Linked DNA regions of Mus musculus: region 1 is linked to region 2. A link is a contact called in ENCODE POLR2A ChIA-PET data. All regions are on one chromosome and are shown on one strand. The core of a region is the stretch at or near the end of the contact, and the rest is flanking DNA. Distances in the headings are between cores, read along the strand shown.

Region 1 (3,110 bases), core at 172-2,671, 87 kb after region 2:
TTTAAAGAAGACTCCTCTGGGACCCACTGAGGAGGGTCGACAAAACACTCTCACTTTAAGGGCTGGGGAGGGGGAGGGGATGACAAGCAAGCAATCCCCTATAGCAAAGGAACGGACAGAACTCTTCCGAGTATTCCCTGCTACAGCAGACAGTGTCTAAATAGAGATTAAAAACAGCAGCTACTCTGTCTTCAAGGCCTCCTTTTACTGCCCCCCCCCCCCGCAGAGGGGAGCGTTTAAGCAGCTTTCTAAGAGGTGGAAATGATCTTTCCAGGACAGTTATCTCTCGATAGTAAAGAAACCCGACATGCTGAGCAAAGTTAAAGCGGGGACAGACAGGGTTGGCTGGCAGACTAAAGTGCCTTATGCTGTCCTTTCCAAAATTATGTCAGGAGGGATCCCTCATAGCAGAATTTCAAGACTGAAGAAAGCAGCAAGCTTTGGGGACCAGACCTCTGCCAGGCCTGACAGGAGGTAGAGGTAGGTAGCATCCTTTGCACACACGCGCGCCCGCGCACATACACACACCCTAGGTGCTTGTCTCATCCAGACTCCTGAGCACTCCGACCATCTGTTGTTTGGGGGCTACACCAGTAGGGAGCTCCTTAGCAGGGAGAGCCCATCCAGCGCCGTCGCTCCGGAGCCAAGTCCTCGCAGCAAGGCCTCAGGCACTCTGAAGCAGCACGACCCCGCGTGGCCAGGGCCCGCTCCCTACACTTCGACATAGAGCTTAAGGGATTCACCACAGAACTAACAGGACAGGCCTGCTTGAGTCCGGCTTGCGAGCGGCCGGCGTGGAGAGAGTAGCCACCGCCATCTCTACTACCCGCCCCGGCATCCGGTGGGGAACCCGAATGGGGCCCAAAAAAGTGTCCCAAAAAAAGCCCGACTAGACTCGAGAGCTGGCCCTGGGTGGAGCTGAGAAGAAGCAGGACGCGCAAAGGCAATCCGGAGGAGGGAGAAGTAAGGTCGGTGGCAAGCAATGTGCAAACTCCCAGGAACTAGAATAGGATTGGGAGGGTGTAGACATGCGGCCCGCGGCTGGGGAGAAGACTACTATAAAGCTTAGACCCGCACAAAACTTCCGAGCAGGTGCAGGGAGCGCGCGGGAGCGCCCAGCCAGGGAGCCCGGAGGTGGTTCCGGGTTGGGGGAGGGAAGCAGGAAGCTTAGTGGGTACTGGGGGGTCGCACCCGCGCCTACGACTGCCGTACTCACCTCTTCGAGAAAGCCTGAGTGTGGCTCTCTGTCCGTAAGCACCAGCTCACCCCAACTCTTCGGATCGCTCCAGCCGCCTGCAGCAGCCGGGGATCCGGCTTTTGTTCCGGCCCAAGTGGGCTCCTCCCCGCCCCCCATCAGCTCACAGGCTAAGCAGCCCGGCGATTGGGCACACGCGTTCCCTAGCCTGAGCTCTAGGCTCCTCCCCATTCGCTGCTGTGGTGGCCCCGCCCTCAGGCCTGACCTGGGGCTGATGGGACTTGTAGTCCCGGACGTGGGCGGGGCCGTGGGCGGGGCCTAGGATGGGGAGATGGGCCGGGCGGCTCTAGGAGGAGAACCTACGAGGCTGGGGGCTGTGGCCTGATCGTTTCAGGGGCTGGGCCGGCCAGCCGCCGGGTTGGGTAGCTGAGGGAGGGGGTTGTTGGCCCAAAAGGCTATAGCACTTCTCCCTGGACCTGGCGTCCTCTTCCTCCCTCCCAGGAGAGCAACTGACGTTCTTATCCCAGGCTCTTGTAAGCCGCCACACCAAACCCAGTGCGTTAGACCTGCTTTTGAAAAGCTACGTCTGCTTTCCTTTCACACGTGTCGCCTCTCCGCTCCTGGAACCCTCCCCAGGGAATTTACCAGAGCCAGTCTACACGACCACGCTACACAATCAGACTGTCCGACCTAGGACATAGATTGGAGGAAGGGGTAAACTAGTGAGGCCAGAAGGACGCCAGTCCCAACGCGAGTCCTCTTACAGGCTCACCTGAGCGCGGATCTGGGCGGAGCTGATCATTTATCTGAGATTAAAACTTAGGACTGGGGCCATCCCTGCCCAACCTCTTGCTCCCTCCCCCAACCTCAAACTAAGACACCGAAAGCAATGAACAACCTCCTCTTTTCTGTTACTTGCGAAAGATAGAACATATTTTCCAAACCCAAAACTGGAGCGCCCAGTCTAACAGGTACCCGAGAACTTCTGGGGCAGAATAGATAAATCATAAGGTCCTGGAAATCAGGAATTCACTGCTTCCCTGGAGTGGAAGCCTCTCTTGCTTGTCCCCTAGTCCCAGTATGTCTTCCCAGATGGACCCAGAAACTAACAATTTTCCAGCTCTAGGAAGGAGGCCAGAATCATCCTTTAATCAGCTCAGGTGATGCGTCAGCCCAGGGTGCAGAGAATCTGCATGGCTGTGCCCCTGGCAAAAAACCCTGGGTCAAAAGCTCCCTGCAACAATGTTGCAACACTCTCCTGGGCAAACACTTTCCCAAGGCCCCCCACTCCCAGGCCCTTTTCGGCCAGTCTTTGGATGGCTGAACTTGTAACACCCATTCTTGACCAGCGTGTGCTCCTTTTTTTGTTTGTTTGGGTTTTTTTTTTGTTGTTGTTGTTTTGTTTTTTACGAGACAGGGTTTCTCTGTGTAGCCCTGGCTGTCCTGGAACTCATTTTGTAGACCAGGCTGGCCTCGAACTCAGAAATCCGCCTGCCTCTGCCTCCTGATTAAAGGCGTGCCACCACTCCTGGCTAGCGTGTGCTCCTTGATGACGTCTTTTTTTTTTTTTTTTCTTGGTCCCTTCCCTAATACTCATTCTTTAGAAATAACAGTTTAGAGTGCCCCTTGCTCCTGCAGTTGAGGGAGAGGCCTAGAACCTACCCAAATCTCTGTGAGTGATCACTTCTCCCCAAGTAAATAAATATCGTCTCTGAAGTTGCTCAAATTCAGGCCCTGGAGGACAGCAATTCAGAGTTTTTATTAAAGTCTGTTTGTTTTCTGTTTGAGACAGAGTAACATGTAGCCCAGGTTGTTCTTAAACTTGTTGTTTAAATAGAGAACAACCTTGAATGTCTATCCTCCTCCTGTCTCAGCTTCCCAAACGCTGGAATAAGTCGTGGACCCTTGGGACTAG
Region 2 (2,848 bases), core at 136-2,635:
CCTTGTCTGGCTGAGACTTAATATGTAGAGCAGGTTGGCCTCGAACTCACAGAGATCTGCTGCCTCTGCCTTCTGAGTGCTGGGATTAAAGGTGTGCGCCACCAACACCCATGCAGCTTCCTTTTCCTTGCCTAAGTGACCTTGAACTCTTTCTGGAATCCAGGCAGCCTCTGAACTTGGGATCCTCCTGTCTCAGCCTCTGGGATTACAGGTCTCCCCACACTGTGTTTAAGGAACGGAGTTTCTTAAGATTTCAGTCCTGGACGCTGTGGTTCAACCCCAGAAGCATACCACAGCCATGTTTGAGCAAAGAAGGGAATGACCCACCTCTTTGCGACAATCCTCACTGATAATTTTGCTGTTATCCAGAATATCTGAAAAAAGAAAACACACACACACACAAGACTCCCTTTATTTGCTCCATAGCAGTTGTCATCTTGAGCCCTACAAGGAAAGCTAAAATGTGACTTACTGTGGGAAGAAGGGCATCGCTGTCCATTGTAAGCAAATCTGCTCAGGGTCATGTCAAAATCGGAAATCACCTAAGAGACAAAGGGCGGATGATGGTGGTTGACTAGGTTGACTGACTAGGTTGACTAGGTTGACTGACTAGGTTGACTAGGTTGACTAGGTACTGGTCTATCCTGGCCCTTGCCTCAGCCTGGGGTAGCGGAGGAAGTCTAACCAAGCTGCAGCAAAGCCTTTGCAAGGTTAGGGAGAGACAGAAGAAAGAAGGAAAAAAGTGACATCCTGTGTCAGGACACGAGTTAACCCTGAAGAAAACAAAGTCCCCCAAATGTGGGGGTGACTTTCTGTGGCATCTTTATACACTGGTTCTTTCTTAAGGTGCCTTCCGACCTTTGTGGATCTCCCTTATCTTCGACTGGGGGAGGGAGGGGGGCCTCCACCCACTTGCTTTCTAAAACCAAGCGGCAGGAAAAGGGTCACATCTGACTACTCTGAAAGTTGGCTACTGGGGGAGGTAGGCTCTTTCCCGAGGTGAACCAATCTGTTTGTCCATGACCACCCTAGGGCGCAGGCTCGCAGAGCGCGAACCCCAGTTGGCGGGAAGGCCGCAGGGCAGGCACCCTCCCGCCCTACCCCAAGCCCCGGTACCTGCAGGCGGTCTCCTCCGCCCCTGCGAAGGGCGCCCACAATTTCCTGCACCCGTCCGGGCTGCCGCATCAGGACCGTGGCCTTCATCAGGCTGCTTACCTGTCGTGAGACCCAAGAGACCCGCTGACCCGAGAGCCGCGATGGGCATCAGGACAGCTGGGTCTCTCCGCACCCGCGATCCCGCCACGCGGGACCGTCCCCGCCCGTGGCCTCACCTCCTCCGCCATCACGCCGCTGGCCTGGTGGGCGGCCCCGAAGACAGCGCCCGCCTTACAGCCACACTGCGCAGGCGTCGCCTCGCACTAGTCGCGTCGGTCTAGGAGCTGCAGGCCGTTTCCAGGCTGGCTCCGGATACTGGCAGGAGAAGCAAGAGTGGGGAGTGCGGGGGTGTGTGGGGGAAGATGGTCTACTGTGTGTGGGGGTGGGGGAACGTTGGGGGGCGAGGGGGGGGAGTACCAAGACGCTGGGGTCCTGTATGTGGGCTGGCTGTCATGAGGCTTTGGTGTGTATGGGCGCCTGTCACTCACTCTTTCTGGAACACAAATGCAATCTTTACTGGGGTTGGGGGTCACTGCTTAGTGAGAGAGTTCTTGCCTGCAGGTATGAGGCCCTGAATTTCATCCCCTGCATTGCAAAGAACAACCCACTAGGTATTCAAGTGCATTTTGGACAGGGGGTGTATCCAGGAGACACTTCCCTAACTGGCTCTTCATCAGCACCACAAGCAAAGTAAGGCAGTAAGGCATCTCAGGGGCTGGAAGACCCTGGCCAGCATGATATTTGATCAGCTCTGCTTCTGCCTCTGCACCCATGGGGAGCCCAGAGAGAGCTTTGGAAGGATGCTGCAGGGAGGTGGGGACCCAACCTGAAGATGCAACAAGCAGCAGACTCAGTAAAGGCTCAATTGTGTTGGTGGTCACAGTTCTGCCCTAGGTCTGAGGTCGAGGAAAGAGATGTGGGGTGGTCTACCTGTATGTTCTGGGGGGAGGGGGAGGAAAAGAAGGGGCAAGAAGGGGGTTCCAGAACCTGAGAGCACAATCCTGAGTGATCTCACTGCCCAGGATTCTGGAACTTGGGCTGCCTGATGGTCCCTATATGAAAGATGTAGTAGGGAAAAGGAGCGACAGCTGGCTAAAGGGGCCCCCCATAACCCTCCCCAACACCCCAGGAGAGCAGCCTCTCTCCCCTGGTCCCAAGGAGCCATGGAGATGGAGAGCACCGCTGCCTCCACCCGGTTCCACCAGCCTCACATGGAAAGAAAGATGAGTGCAATGACCTGTGAGATCTTCAACGAGCTCCGGCTTGAGGGCAAGCTCTGCGACGTGGTCATCAAAGTCAATGGCTTCGAGTTCAATGCCCACAAGAACATCCTCTGTAGCTGCAGCTCCTACTTTAGGTACACCGGAGGGGGGGGGGGAAGCTGAGCCGTGTCTCCCATCACTGAGGCTCTGTGTTTGTTTATAACTGGTTTGAGCTGTTCTCAAGTCTAAGCTTTGTAGGTTGACAGCATGCCATTGCAGCGTTAAAAAAAAAAGTTGGACAGACCTGATCCTACACTCTAGATAAGGCTCCGAAAGGACCAGTTTATAATCCAGGCATAGTGGCTCAGGCCTGTAATCCCAGCAACTGGAGAGGCTGAGGCAGGAGAATCAGTAGTTCAAGGGCAGCCTGGGCTATAGAGAATCTATTTCTAAAACAAACAAACAAACAAAAAAACCAAAACAACAACAAC

Evidence for each region. ChIA-PET counts read pairs that join two places held with the same protein, here RNA polymerase II (POLR2A).
Region 1: POLR2A ChIA-PET joins it to region 2 with 15 read pairs in Patski. The contact joins the promoter of Acly here to the promoter of Nt5c3b in region 2. POLR2A ChIA-PET finds 5 or more read pairs at or near these places in 3 of 5 experiments (Patski and embryonic stem cell).

What each region holds. Positions count from the first base shown.
Region 1 is chr11:100,526,579-100,529,688 of GRCm38, forward strand. Acly (ATP citrate lyase) reads right to left here and starts at 1,422. Exons shown (of 28, transcript NM_134037.3): 1 at 1,217-1,422.
Region 2 is chr11:100,439,713-100,442,560 of GRCm38, forward strand. Nt5c3b (5'-nucleotidase, cytosolic IIIB) reads right to left here and starts at 1,386. Exons shown (of 9, transcript NM_001102650.2): 1 at 1,332-1,386; 2 at 1,117-1,215; 3 at 473-542; 4 at 328-374. The coding sequence starts at 1,343. It overlaps Klhl10 (kelch-like 10), which reads left to right and starts at 2,212. Exons shown (of 5, transcript NM_025727.3): 1 at 2,212-2,512. The coding sequence starts at 2,319.